2 separate regions of the Homo sapiens genome follow, and region 1 is linked to region 2. Evidence: read pairs that join two places in POLR2A ChIA-PET (ENCODE). Cell type or tissue: IMR-90. All regions are shown on one strand. Links, peaks and the distances in the headings refer to the core of each region. The heading gives the core; the rest is flanking DNA.

Region 1 (7,788 bases), core at 1,424-5,423, 490 kb before region 2:
GTGATCTCAGCTCACTGCAACCTCCACCTTCTGGGTTCAAGTAATTCTCCTGCCTCAGCCTTCCGAGTAGCTGGGACTACAGGCGTGTGCCGCCACACCCAGCTAATTTTTGTATTTTTAGTAGAGACAGGGTTTCACCATGTTGGCCAGGATGGTCTCTATCTCTTGACCTCGTGATCCACCCGCCTGGGCCTCCCAACGTGCTGGGATTACAGGCGTGAGCCACCACACCCGGCTGGATTCATGTATTATTTCAACAAATATTCAGTAGAAAAAAGTAGCGGGTATATTCTTCAAACCAAAAGACATGCAGTGATTTGAAAATATGGGTAATGTATCAGTATCTCTGTGTATATATTTAGCTCTAGGTAACCAATAGTGATTCTTAATCTGCTTTTAAAACAAGTTTTTTGAGGTTAATAACTGATGACTCATTATTGGATTTAGGATAAACCTAGAATGCTGGTAGCTATTGACACATCATATTTCTATTTGATATGCTGGAGTTTTTTTCCTAGTCATGAATTATTTCTTAGGAACCCTGAGCCCATAATTGAAATAAATGCATTGTATTTTGGCTTATTTTTGAAACTTTAAAAATCTCAAATGGTGTCAGGCGTGGTGGCTCACACCTGTAATCCCAGCACTTTGGGAGGCCAAGGCGGGTGGATCATGAGGTTAGGAGATCGAGACCATCCTGGCTAACACGGTGAAACCCTGTCTCTACTGAAAATACAAAAAAAAATTAGCCGGGCGTGGTGGCGGGCGCCTGTAGTCCCAGCTACTCAGGAGGCTGAGGCAGGAGAATGGTGTGAACCCTGGAGGCGGAGCTTTCAGTGAGCCGAGATCGCGCCACTGTGCTCCAGCCTGGGCAACAGAGTGAGACTCCGTCTCAAAAAAAAAAAAAAATCTCAAATGTAACTAATGATCAAGTCTGTAGGTAAACATAGATAGGTCTCTCAAGGTAAACGCTGGCATATTATATAAAAAATTCTTGACCTTTTATGATTGATTGCTTGTCTTTATGACTTGGACTCTTTTTATAAGATTGGATTGCATTTTTAATTCTCTCCAACTCATGAGTAATACTTGATTTATGACAGTAAATGCATTTTACACAAGAACCTAATATTTAGAAACTTACTGAAGTATCTTAAATCCTGTTTTTGTCATCAAGACAAACTTGAATTAAAGACTAAAACATTACATTTTTATTTTTTATTTTTTTTGCTTAGTATAATAATATGGTAGTGGTATCTTAGGGGAAATGTTTTAAATAAATACTAATATATCTTTTTCTTTTATTATTTCTTGGGTATCTTGTTGAATACAGTATGGATTTTAGACTAGCATGACAACATTTCTAAATTGCCTTCTGGTCAAGAGTGGTGGTTCACACCTGTAATCCCAGTACTTTGGGAAGCCAAGATGGAAGGATTGCTTGAGGCCAAGAGTTTGAGACCCACCTGGGCAATATAGTGAGACCATGTCTGTTTTTTTTTTCTTTTTTTCAATAGAGATGAGGTTTTGCCATGTTGGCCAGGCTCGTCTCGAACTCCTGAGGCTCAAGTGAACCACCCACCTCGGCCTCCCAAAGCGCTGGGATTACAGGTGTGAGCCACCACACCCAGCTAGACCACATCTCTTTTTAAACAATCAATCAATCAATCAATCAATCAATCAATATGGTTGGCAGGGCTATTGTTTCCATATGCTTAGACATCCTAGACATGTTAATTTTTCTCCTTTCAAACCTATGGTAATTTCTAGGTTCTTTTTCTTGCTGCATGTCCCAATCTAATAAAACCTAAAGTGTTACCCACTGATACACCTCAGGGTCCATGCTGCTTTGCTGAGCATCAAAATAGTGATTTAGGAAATTGTGATTTCTGGATTCTGGATTACAGTGTTAGAAATACCCAAGAAATTAGGATCTGGAAACATCCTATGTATGATGCTATGAAGGCCATTCATTGAATGGAAAAAGGATTGAAGATGGAAGAGAACCTCCTTTCCTCATATAAGCCATATATGATACTTATCTTTTTTTTTTGAGATGGAGTTTCACTCTATCATCCAGGCTGGAGGGCAGTCGCGGGATCTTTGTGGCTCTCTGCAACCTCCGCCTCCTGGGTTCAAGGGATTCTCCTGCCTTAGCCTCCTGAGTACCTTGGATTACAGGTGTGTGCCACCACACTTAGCTGATTTTTGTATTTTTAGTAGAGATGGGGTTTTGCCATGTTTGCCAGGCTGGTCTTGAACTCCTGACCTCAGGTGATCCACCTGCCTCAGCCTTCCAAAGCGCTGGGATTACAGGCATGAGACATTGTGTCCAGCCCTTCCTACCTTTTTTTTTTTTTTTTTTTTTGCAAGCATTTTTAGTTTCCTTTCTGACAGGATTGATTTGGGTAAAGAACATTGAATTTTGAGTCAATAGTCTCAAATAGATAGACCTATGTTTGAATTCCAACCCTGACCTCAATAGCTAAGTGACACTGGAAAATCTATCTCTTTGTCTCAGTTTTCCTGCTAAAAATCGGGATGGTAATGTTCACCCAGCAAGGCTTTATCACAAAAAGTGGTAACTTATGAGAAAGTCCCTATCTGGCATGGTAAGCACTCAAGAGAAATTAGTTCTATTTTCCTTCTTCCCTCTAGTTTAATAATTTAAAAAATTAAATCATGCAGCCATAAAAAAGAATGAAATTATGTCCTTTGCAGCAACAAGGATGCAGTTGGAGGCCATTATCCTAAGCGAATTAACACAGAAACAGAAAACCTAATGCCGCACATTCTTACTTATAAGTGGGAGCTAAACACTGGGTACACACAGACACAAAGATGGGAACAGTAGGCATTGGGGATTCAAAAAGGCAGAAGAGAGGAAGGGGGGCCAGGTTTGAAGAACTACTTGTGTTCACTACTTGGATGATGGGATCATTAGAGGCCTAAACCTCAGCATCATGCAATATACCCATGTAACAAACCTGTGCCCGTACCCTCTGAATCTTGGATAAAAAAATAAAAGCAGGCCAGGAGCGGTGGCTCATCCCTATAATCCCAGCACTTTGGGAGGCTGAGGCGGGCGGATCACTTGAGGTCAGGAGTTCGAGCCCAGCCTGGCCAACATGATGATACCCCATCTCTACTAAAAATACAAAAATTAGCTGGGCACAGTGGTGGGCGCCTGTAGTCCCAGCTACTCGGGAGGCTGAGGCAGGAGAATCACCTGAACCCAGGAGGCCGATGTTGCAGTGAGCCAAGATTGCGCTGCTACACTCCAGCCTGGGTGACAGAGTGAGACTCCATCTCAAAAAAAAAAAAAAAAAAAAAAATATATATATATATATATATATATACACACACACACACACACACACACACACATACACATACACACACATACATATATTCAGTGAAAAAGATATTCTCAAGGTGATAAGAAACCAACTATTTGTTGTATTTTACCTTTTAATAGGTAACAATTGAGAACAGGCATTATTGATTCAAGAATGGTGTTAGTTTTTTTCCTTTAACTACACAAAATGTGTAGTCATCAATTCTTTGACTAAGAGGAAGGAGTGTCAAGAGGGAAGCCTGAAAAAATCTTGAAGTTTAAATGCTTTTGTCTAACTATCTGAGTCACTCCTCAGGGTGGAGTTTCTATGGCATGGCTCCCTGCCAGCATAATTTTGAGCTTTTAAGAGAGAGTAGTTGGGCCAACAAACACAGTAACCAAAATGACTACTCTGACACTGGAACCAGCTTTACATACAAATATTTTCTCTATTATCTCAGAAATAATCATGGAAATATACAAGCATTTCCTCTTCTGAACCATATTAATTTTCTAAGAATGAATGTATATTCAGCTACAAACATAATTGAAACAATTCCAGAGAACAAACAAGTGTGGGCCACTTACTCCTGGGGATGTGGCTGTTCTGCACAGCTTTGAGATGTAGGAGAAAAAAAGTATGACTTCCTTCTGTTTAATGATTGTTTAAGTGTGCTTTGATTACTGCAGAAAGCCTAAACCTACTTTTTAAAATTCCATGCAAATCTTGTTGAAGTGAATTCCAGTGACTAATATATTTGAGAAACTTTCTTGGAAAAAAGAATTACCAATGATATATTTAAACAACTGGTATTCATAATATAGAAATATAATTAGACTAATGTGTTCAGTATTTCAATGAAGCTTGATGTTCTTGATCATTAAAGACTTACTTTTCGGCCGGGCGTGGTGGCTCGCGCCTGTAATCCCAGCACTTTGGGAGGCCAAGGCGGGCGGATCACGAGGTCGGGAGATGGAGATCATCTTGCCTAAGAGGGTGAAACCCCGTCTCTACTAAAAATACAAAAAATTAGCTGGGCGTGGTGGCGGGCGCCTGTAGTCCCAGCTACTCGGGAGGCTGAGGCAGGAGAATGGCGTGAACCTGGGAGGCGGAGCTCGCAGTGAGCCGAGATAGCGCTACGGAGCGAGATTCTGTCTCCAAAAAAAAAAAAAAAAAAAAAAAAAAAAAAAAAAAAAAAAAAAAAAAAAAAACAAGACAAAAAAAGACTTATTTTTCTTTGTGAGGCCGAGGCAAGCAGATTGCTTGAGCCCAAGAATTCAAGACCAGCTTGGGCAACATAGTGAAACCGCATTTCTACAAAAAAATACAAATTTGCCGGGTATGGTGGTGCACACCTGTACTCCCAGCTACTCGGGAGGCTGAGACAGGAGGATCTCCCAAGCCGAGGTCAAGCCAAGAAAGTGCCACTGCACTCCGGCCTGGGCAACAGGGTGAGACCATATCTCAAAAAAAAAATAGGCCAGGTGCAGTGACTCACACCTGCAATGCCAGCATTTTGGGAGGCTGAGGCAGGCAGATCACTTGAGGTCAGGAGTTTGAGACCAGCCTGGCCAACATGGGGAAACCCCGTCTCTACTAAAAATATAAAAATTAGCCGGGCATGGTGGCGGAGCTGTAATCCCAGCTACTTGGGAGCCTGAGGCACGAGAATCGCTTGAACCTGGGAGGCGGATGTTGCAGTGAGCCGAGATCGCACCACTGCACTCCAGTCTGGGCGACAGAGCAAGACTGTCTCAAAAAAAAAATAATAATAATAAATAATAAATAAAAATAAAAAATAGGCTGGGCGCAGTGCCTCACTCCTGTAATCCCAGCACTTTGGGAGGCCGAGGCGGGCAGATAACCTGAGGTCAGGAATTCAAGACCAGCCTGGCCAACATGGCAAATCCCCGTCTCTAGCTAAAAATGCAAAAATTAGCCCAGTGCGGTGGTGTGCGCCTGTAATCCCAGCTACTCGGAAGGCTGAGGCAGGCTAATTGCTTGAGCCAGGGAGGCGGAGGTTGCAGTGAGCTGAGAGCCTGGGCGACACAGCAACACTCTGTCTCAAATAAATAAATAAGACTTAATTTTATTTATTTATTTTTGAGACTGAGTTTCACTCTCGTTGCCCAGGCTGGAGTGCAACGGCGCAATCTCGGCTCACTGCAACCTCCACCTTCTGGGTTCAAGTGATTCTCCTGCCTCAGCCTCCTTAGTAGCTGGGATTACAGGCCCACGCCACCACGCCCGGCTAATTTTTTGTATTTTTTAATAGAGACTGTAGAGACGGGGTTTCACCATGTTAGCCAGGATGGTCTCGATCTCCTGACTTCGTGATCCACCTGCCTCGGCCTCCTAAAGTGCTGGGATTACAGGTGTGAGCTGAACCACTGTGCCCAGCCTATTTATTTATTTTTAAAATTTATTTTAATTTTTTACATCTGGGAAGTTGTGAAAAACTTTTTTTTTTTTTTTTTTCTGAGATAGAGTCTCACTCTGCCACCAGGCTGAAGTGTAGTGGCACCATCTCGGCTCACTGCAACCTCCGCTTCCCGGGTTTAAGCGATTCTCCTGCCTCAACCTCCCTAGCAGCTGGGACTACAGGCCTGCACCACCATGCCCAGCTAATTTTTTTTTTGTATTTTTAGTAGAGACAGGGTTTCACCATTTTGGCCAGGATGGTCTCGATCTCTAGACTTCATGATCCGCCCGCCTGGTGATCCGCCCGCGTCAGCCTCCCAAATACTTTTTTTTTTTTTTTTTTTTTGAGAGGGAGTTTTGCTCTTGTTGCCTAGGCTGGAGTGCAATGGGGCGATCTCGGCTCACTGCAACCTCCACCTCCCAGGTTCAAGTGATTCTCCTGCCTCAGTCTCCTGAGTATCTGGGATTACAGGCATGAGCCACCATGTCCAGCTGATTTTGTATTTTTAGTAGAGAAGGGGTTTCACCATGTTGGTCAGGCTGGTCTCGAAGTCCTGACCTCAGGTGATCCACCCGCCTCGGCCTCCCAAAGTGCTGGGATTACAGGTGTGAGCCACCACGCCCGGCTAGAAAGATTTATTTTTAATTAGGCCGGTTCAGTGGCTCATGTCTGTAATCCCTTCAGGAGGCCGAGGCAGACGGAACACTTGAGGCCAGGAGTTCGAGATCAGCCTTGCCAACATGGTGAAACCTCATCTCTGCTAAAATAGTCCCAGCTACTCAGGAGGCTGAGGCACGAGAGTTGCTTGAACCCAGGAGGTAGGTGGAGGTTGCAGTGAGCCGAGATCCTGCCACTGCCCTCCAGCCTAGGCGACAGAGTAAGGCTCCATTTCGAAAAAAAAAACAAACAAATAACAAACAAAAAACAAACAAAAAAACTTTGGGCAAAGATTGCACAGGATATAATTATACTAAAAGATTATTAGTTATTAAACCTGAAATTTAAATTTAATGAACTGTCCTGTATTTTATTTGATAATTCTACCACATGGGTTAAATGAGAAAAGTCTTCATAAGTACTTAGAACAGTGGTGGTACAAGTAGTGCTCAATAAATGGTAGTCTTTATTTTTTCCTTTTCTTCTGCCCACATGATCTGCAGGAATTATTTTTGAAACTAAAAATGATAACTAATACTTTACAAATGATGGAAAACTCAGGTTAAATAATTTGCATTTGGTTCCATAGATAAAAAGTAGTTCATCTGGATTGTAAAATGCTGCAGCCACTTTAGAAAAACAGTTTGGCAGTTCTTCAGAATGATAAACATAGAGTTACCACATGACCTGGCAATTAAGTCCACCCACACTTCAGGGTAGGGGATTAAACAGAGAAGTAGATACCAGGAGGTGGAGATTATGGAGGGCTACCTTAGAAGCTGCCTCCCATAGCATGGGATGGTTATCTGTCCAAACTGGGACTGAGGATACTTCTGTATGCCACTCTGATGGTTTGCTCAGCTTTTTTTAGATGGGAAAGCAAAAGGTTAATATATGTCAGTAAAGTCCAGTCTCTCCATACGTTGGAGGATGGAGGCCATTTTTTTTTAAACCAGTGGAAGAACAGGGATTTGAGTATGAAAATGCTGTAGGAGAGTGACTTTAAAATTGCTTTATCTTCCTTATTAAGGTAAGGGACTTGCCTTCCTTATTCCATTTTAACTTCAAATTTTTTTTCTTTTCTTTTTTTATACAAGTGTGGCACAGATTGTCTAGCAATTCACAGAATTCTTTTCCTTTCCTTCTTTTGTGTACTAATAGACTACATTTCCCACCCTGCCTCGCAGTTAGATGCAGCCTCACAGCTGAGTTCTAGCCAGTGGAATGTGAATGAAAGTGATATATATTGATTCCTGGTTTCATACATAAAGTCCCCTCAAGCTCTCTTCCATGCTACTTTCCTTTTTTCTGACTTTATACAGAATATCACAGCTTATTTGAGGATGGAGGAGCCCTAAGATATAAGGAAGA
Region 2 (7,788 bases), core at 1,389-5,388:
GGCTGTCACCACTTAGCACAAAAGAGAGAAGGTAACGTGGCCTCTAGACTAGTCAAACTGACAGTCCTTTCCCTTGGCAGGTGCGACACTGGTTTTGGTATCAAAGAAGTATATAACTCCTGGAAAGTATAGCTCTTGGGAATCTCAGAAATGGTCTGTTATGTGGGGGCTTTTTCTCAAGCCAGTGCAAAGTGAAACAGCATTATATTCTGCTAATAGTGATCTTTTCTTTGCAGTTTGTATAATTAGCGAGAATACTTCAGTGTTCTTAGAACAGCACAAACCGTACTATGGTATTTTAATCATTTAAGGAAAAATAAACATTCAGTAGGGTAACATATGGTCACAGAAAAAGCCTGGAATTTGGAGTCAGAAGACCAGGATTTCTACCTACTTACTGGTGTTTGATCTTGTGCAAGATAATTACTATTGCCTATATAACAACATTATTTAATGAGTGCTTACTTTGTGGCAGGCATTATGCTATGAATATTTGACCCATGAGCCTCACAATAACCCCAGGAGATAGGCATTAAATATCATCCTGAGCTTTCAGATGACTCTCATTGAGTTGGAGAGGATAAGTAGCTAGCCTAAGGACACCCAGCTAGTGAAGTGTGAAGTCAGTATTGGAATGCAGGTGGTTTGACTCCAGAATCTTTTCTCCTAACCATTTTGCTAATACTACCTAATGCATTGTGGTGGTTGTCAGGATTATTGAGTTAATGTGTAGGACATTGAGAGCTGGCGCAGAGCACTTAAAATGATGCACAGTGTAGCACCTTCCTCCTTTTTTTTAGGCTACCGGGAAGACTCATCTTGTCTATATGCTCCCTTCTCATGGTAGCTCAGCAACTTCATGTGTGTGCAGCTCCAGCACCAGGAGAATGAACTTCCATGAGATTGGGCAGAACACTGAAGCCTCATCTGAGTGCAGAACCCAGGGCCAATGCTTGAAGCCTTTTTTCTTTTTTTTTGAGATGGAGTCTCGCTTTGTTGCCCAGGCTGGAGTGCAATGGTGCGATCTCGGCTGACTGCAAACTCTGCATCCCAGGTTCAAGCCATTCTCCTGCCTCAGCCTCCCGAGTAGCTGGGACTGCAGGCACCCGCCACCACACCTGGCTACTTTTTTGTATTTTTAGTAGAGATGGGGTTTCACTGTGTTGGCCAGGCTGGTCTCGAACTCCTGACCTCGTGATCCGCCCGCCTCAGCCTCCCAAAGTGCTGGGATTACAGGCATGAGCCACCGTGCCCAGCCAGCTTTTTTTTTTTTTTTTCCAATTATGTTGTAAGGAAAGGGGAGTTGAGTCAATGTCATTTTAAAATGACACTCTACAGCAGCTTGAGGAAATACTTGAATTTATTGTCTCTGTTTTAAGTGGAATTGGGAAAGAAATTGATTCCAGAGTCCATACAGACAAAAGCTAATAACTATCATTTAGGGACGCATTTCAGGCTCAGTATCCACATTATCTCTGATCTTTATGACAATCTTACATGGATTTGTTAACTGACTGGGATTATTAACTGGCCTGTTTTATGAAAGAAGAAGCTGAGGCTCTGAGAGATTGATCAGTAGAGACAAAGCCACCCTGCTATCAAGGGCTGAACACAGGTTTCAGGCCCAACTCTGCCTGTTTCCAAAGCCCATGCTCTTGTAGTGGTGAATGGAGTTAGAACAACTAAGAATGCCTTGAGAATGATCCTCTGTCCTTGGATGCCCTAGAGAGCTAACAGCAGGGCAGACCTGCTGGTCCAATCCGAATTCACAACATCCTGAAGAGAAGCCAGGTGTCAGCTGTCAGCCGCATTCTTCTTGACCAATCACTGCTAGAATGTTACAAAGCCAGGCATGCAAATAACTTTCCCTTTACCTGGAGATAGAAAAGAATGCTGAATCAGCTGGGCATGGTGGTTCATGCCTGTAATCCCAGCACTTTGCGAGGCCGAGGCGGGCAGATCACATGAGGTCAGGAGTTCGAGACCAGCCTGGCCAACATGGTGAAACCCCGTCTGTATTAAAAATACAAAATTAGCTAGGCATGGTGGTGCATGCCTGTAGTCCCAGCTACGCGGGAGGCTGAGGGAGGAGAATCACTGCAACCCAGGTGGCAGAGGTTGCAGTGAGCCAAGACTGTGCCACTGTACTCCAGCCTGGGTGACAGAACAAGACTCCATCTCAAAAAAAAAAAAAAAAAAAAAAAGACTGCTGAATCAATGTAAATATATGGGAAAATCAATTTTAAAAGGAGCCTATCATTTCTGATTTTATATATAGGCTCAGCCAATAGTAAAGTAAAATGTCTTCATTCTCTAATTAACCTTAGTTATTCTGTATGTATTTTTTCCTTTTAAATATTTATTGTACTTTTTAATTAATTAATTTATTTATTTTGAGATGGAGTCTCTGTCACCCTGGCTGGAGTGCAGTGGTGCAATATTGGCTCACTGCAACCTCTGCCTCCTAGAGTAGCTGGGATTACAGGCCTACACCACCATGCCTGGCTAATTTTTATATTTTTAGTAGAGATGGGGTTTCACCATGTTGGCAAAGCTGGTCTCAAACTCCTGACTTCAAGTGGTCCACCCGCCTCAGCTTTCCATAGTGCTCAGATTACAGGCGCGAGCCACTGTGCCTGGCCTTTATTGTACTTTATATATGATGAGCTAGTCCTTTTAAAGTACCTTTTCTTCTAAAATCTTTTGTTTCTGAGTCTTTTTTTCTTTTCTTTTCTTTCTTTTTTTTTTTTTTTGATACAGGGTCTCACTCTGTCACCCAGGGTGGAGTGCAGTGGTATAAGTAGCTGGGACTACAGGCATGTGCCACCACACCCAGCTAATTTCTGTGTTTTTCATGGAGACAAGGTTTCACCATGTTGGCCAGGCTGGTCTTGAACTCCTGACCTCAAGTGATCTACCCACCTCGACCTCCCGACATTGGTGGGATTACAGGTGTGAGCCACCACACCTGGCCTCTTTTCTGAGTGTTAACACTGTTTTCACATTTCCAGGTTTTCAAAGAACCACCCAGTACTTTCATCAACAAACCCACATGCCAGGAGAGCTCAGCAATATTAACACTAAAACCCTGGAAGGTTTATGTGGCTAGCCCTGGGCTACCAGTGAGTGAGTCAATGAATATGATCCTCTCCAGGAAATAAGTCTCAAAACCTCAAGTTATACATCTATTTGCCACTTTGGACAGTTGGTTGCTAAACATCCTTAATCATAAGGCCATCTATGAACATTTCTGCACTATCATGACTTTGGCATCATTATATTCTAGAGAAAAGCCCTGCAAAGTGTACATTTTTGAGATCGAATAAATAGGAAAGAACATTAATTACTTTCTGAATTTAGCTTAAAGCTGTAACACAGAATCAGCAGTTTGGAAAGCCAACTTTTCCTGCTGACATGTGTCAGACACCATGCTGGGCACTGGAGACTCAGAAGCCACTTTGTCAAGATGAAACACTGTGTTTCCTTGCAGAGCAAACTCTCCTGCCTCCCCCCAAGAGGGGTTCCTCCATGGAGGAAACTAGATAGGAGGACTTGGAGGGCTGGTGTTTACATTGTACTTTTTGTTTTTCAAAACACTTCACAAGGGTCTGTGAAGGAGAGAAGGCACATCTGGCATTTGAGGAAACAGATACAGAAAATTTAAATGACTCATTCAGAGTCCAAAAGCAAATCTGTGACAACAAACAGGCCTAGAACCTGGGTCTCAATTTCAAGTTGTATTCTTCTCACACTACTGTACTGTTGGCTTCAAATTAGGTAGCTCTAATTATGGTTAAAGAAATATAAATCTACCTTATGGGAACCCAATATTAAAACAGACATAAAATAAAGTATGACAAAATGGGGAAGAAGAGAGGAAAGGGCAAGAAGTATGAATTATTTGCATTTAAAAATATTTCTCGCTTTACATAAAATAGATTTCATACAGATTATCTTAGAAATGCATCCATTTCTTTTTTTTTCTTTGAAATGCTTCCATTATATTTTCTTGTGGTAAAAAACACATAACATTAAATGTACTACCTTTTTTTTTTTTTTAGACATGAAGTCTCACTATGTTGCCCAGGCTGAAGTGCAATGGCTATTCACAGGCATGATCATAGTTCACTACAGTAATTTTTTTTTTTTTTTGAGACAGAGTCTCGCTCTGTTGCCCAGGCTAGAGGGCAGTGACCTGATCTTGGCTCACTGCAACCTTCACCCCCAGGGTTCAAGCGATTCTCCTGCCTCTCAGCCTCTTGAGTAACTGGGATTACAGGCGGCCTCAACCACCGCCCAGCTAATTTTTTGTATTTTTAGTAGAGACGGGATTTCACCATGTTGGCCAGGCTGGTCTCAAACTCCTGACCTCAGGTGATCCACCTGCCTCAGCCTCCCAAAGTGCTGGGATTACAGGCATGAGCCACTGTGTCCGGCTTATGGTCTTGAACTCCTAGGTTCAAGTGATCCTCCCATCTCAGCCCCCTGAATAGTTGGGACTATAGGCACGTACCACTGCACCAGGCACAAAATTTACTGTCTTAACCATTTTTAAGTGTATAGTTTCATAGTTTAAGTACATTCACATTGTTGTACACAGATCTCTAGAACTTTTTCATCTCGCAAGAGTGGAATTCTATCCACTAAATAGGAATTCCCTCTCCCCTTAGCTCTTGGTTACTCTAACCCTAACCTTCATACTTTCTGTTTCTATGATTTTCATGACTTTAGATACTTCATGTGAATGAAATCATATGGTACTTGTCCTTTGGTGACCGGCTTAATTCTCTTAGCATAATGTCCTCAAGGTTCATTCATGTTGCAGCATGTGACAGGATTTCCTTCTTTTTAAGGCTGCTTAATATTCCATTGTGTGTAGACACTGCATTTTCTTTTTTTTTTTTTTTTGAGATGGAGTCTCGCTCTGTCGCCCAGGCTGAAGTACCGTGGCGCGATCTCGGCTCACTGCAAGCTCTGCCTCCCGGGTTCACACCATTCTCCTGCTTCAGCCTCTCGAGTAGCTGGGACTACAGGTGCCCGCCACCACGCCTGGCTAATTTTTTGTATTTTTAGTAGAGACAGGGTTTCACCGTGTTAGCTAGGATGGTCTCGATCTTCTGACCTCATGATCCACCCGCCTCAGCCTCCCAAAGTGCCGGGATTACAGGCGTGAGCCACCACGCCCAGCCACATTTTCTTTCTTCATTCATCTGTGGATGGACATTTGGGTTGCTTCCACCTCTGCAAGGTTTGGCTTTGAATTCTTCTGGGTATATACCCAGAAGTGGACTTGTTGGATGATATGGTGAACATATTTTAAATGTTCTAAGGAACTGCCATACTGTTTTCCACTGTGACTGCACCATTTCACATTCCCACCAACAGTATACAAGGGTTCTAACTTTGCATCCTTGCCACCACTTGTTATTTTTGGTTCTCCTGATAGTGGCCATCCTGATGGATGTGAGGTGATAGTCTATTGAGGTTGTGATTTGCACTTTCCTAATGATTAGTAATGCTGAACATTTTTTCATGTGCTTATTGGCCATTCGTATATCTTCTTTGGAGAAATGTCTATTCAAGTTTGTTGCCCATTTCTTCACTGGGTTATTTGGTTATGTTTTTGTTGTTATTGAGTTGTAGAAGTTCCTAATATACCCTGCACATTAATCTCTTATCAGATATATGGTTTACAATTACTTTCTCCTGTAGGCTGCCTTTTCATTCAGTTGACTGATTCCTTTGACTCACAGATGTTTTTAAGTTTGATGTCCTATTTGTCTATTTTTTCTTTCATTGCCTATGCCTTTGGTATCATATCCAAGAAATCATGGCCAAATCCAATGTCCTGAAGCTTTTCTCCTGTTTTCTTCTGGAAGTTTAATAATTGAAGATCTTACATTAGTGCTTTGTTTGATAATTGGAGATCTTGCATTTAGGTCTTTAGATCTTACATGAAGGGCTTACATGTTGGCCATTTTGGCTTACTTTCTGTATATGATGTAAGATAATGTTCCAACTTTTGCATGTGGATATCCAGTCTTCTTAACACCAGTTGTTGAAGAGCATGTTCTTTCCCCATTTTGTAGTCTTGGCATTATTGTCAAAAATTATTTGTCCAGATGCAAGGGTTTATTTCTGGCTCTCTGTTCTGCTCGCTTGGTCTATTGATGTGGTTTGGCTCTGTGTCTCCACCCAAATCTCATCTTGAATTGTAATCCCCACATGTCGAGGGAGGGACCTGTAATCTCCACGTGTCAAGGGAGGGAGGTGATTGGGATCATGGGGGTGATTCCCCCATGCTGTTCCTCTGATAGTGAGTGAGTTCTCACAAAATCTGATGGTTTTATAAGGGGCTCTTTCCCCTTCTCTCTCTTCTGTCTCCTGCCACCTTGTGAAGAAGGTCCCTGCTTCCCCTTTGCCTTCCACCATGATTGTGAGTTTCCTGAGGCCTCGCCAGCCATGTGGAACCGTAAGTCAATTAAACATTCTTTGTTTATAAAGAAAGCCTATATCCAGTCTTGGGTAGTTTTTTGTTTGTTTGTTTGTTTTTGTTTTTTTTGAGACGGAGTCTCGCTCACTCTGTCGCCAGGCTGGAGTGCAATGGTGCGATCTTGGCTGACTGCAACCTCTGCCTCCTGGGTTCAAGCGATTCTCCTGCCTCAGCCTCCCGAGTAGCTGGGATTACAGGCGCCTGCCACCACGCCTGGCTAATTTTTGTATTTTTAGTAGAGACGGAGTTTCACCATGTTGGCCAGCCTGGTCTCGAACTCCTGACCTCAGGTGATCCACCCACCTCGGCCTCCCAAAGTGCTGGGATTATAGGCGTGAGCCACTGCGCCCGGTCTCGGGTAGTTTATACTTAGTCTCAGGTAGTATCTTTATAGCAGTATGAGAATGAACTAATGCATCTATCTTTATGCCAGTACTACACCTTCTTAATTACTGTTCTTTGTAGTTATAAAATCAGGAAGTGTGGGGCTTCCAACTTTGTTCTTCTTTTTCAAGATTGTTTTGGCTACTTAGGGCCCCTTGAGACTCCCTGGGAATTTTAGGATGATTTTTTTTTTCTAAGAAATGCATCTGTTTTTTAAATGGAGTTAATACTGTAAGTCCTATCAGCTTTCTCCTCCCTTTCAGAAACTCTGTGATGCTTATTCATTAGCGTCTATATAGCTAGTTGTACAAACAGAAACCTCTGGCACCCAAGATACATTTTCCATGACAACCATTGAATTTTTAGTCATGTATTGATCAAAAAAGTTTACATAGTTCCATAAGATTATCTCTAAACTGCATGCATGCCAAGGATTGTGTGAAGATCATAGTTAAAACCACATGTGAAAGTTCTATTATTGTAAATAGCTTTCACAGGAATGGCTCATTGTCAAATATTAGGAGTGAGGTATTTATTGTGAGGCATCGAAAGTGAATCCACATGTCGGTCCTTGTAAAAAATATGCATTTAAACAGTATTCCTCCAAAATAATAAAATAAATCCTTCACCTTAAACAACAACCTATTCATTTTTCTACAATATCATCTGACCTGATTTCCCCAATAAGAGTGTGAACTCTGGAGCCAGACTGTCTGGGATCAAATCCAGCTCTGCTAGTAACTGTCTGTGAGAACTTGGGCAAGTTCCTTAACCTCCTGATGTTTCATATGTGTCGTCTGCAACATTGAAATGAACTACCTCTTCACGTTGTGAGGATTGAGTGCTAAATCCATGCTAGCTTTTGTTTTTTTTTTTCAGATGGAGTCTTGCCCTGTTGCCCAGGCTGGAGT

Evidence for each region. Peaks named below come from ENCODE experiments on the same cell type or tissue, not always from the same donor. Only the 100,000 strongest peaks of a DNase experiment are listed, where the experiment ranks them.
Region 1: POLR2A ChIA-PET joins it to region 2 with 7 read pairs; 1 of 35 experiments calls an interaction of 5 or more read pairs at or near these places.

Annotation. Positions count from the first base shown.
Region 1 is chr14:49,908,171-49,915,958 of GRCh38, forward strand. No RefSeq gene overlaps it. Among named protein-coding and RNA genes, the nearest start is that of ARF6, 19 kb to the left of the region's middle. In IMR-90, for the core only: no CTCF peak of the experiment used is centred there; a DNase peak (open chromatin) is centred at 3,641; H3K27ac peaks cover 241 bases.
Region 2 is chr14:50,400,018-50,407,805 of GRCh38, forward strand. No RefSeq gene overlaps it. Among named protein-coding and RNA genes, the nearest start is that of CDKL1, 7.0 kb to the left of the region's middle. In IMR-90, for the core only: no CTCF peak of the experiment used is centred there; a DNase peak (open chromatin) is centred at 3,614; H3K27ac peaks cover 1,588 bases.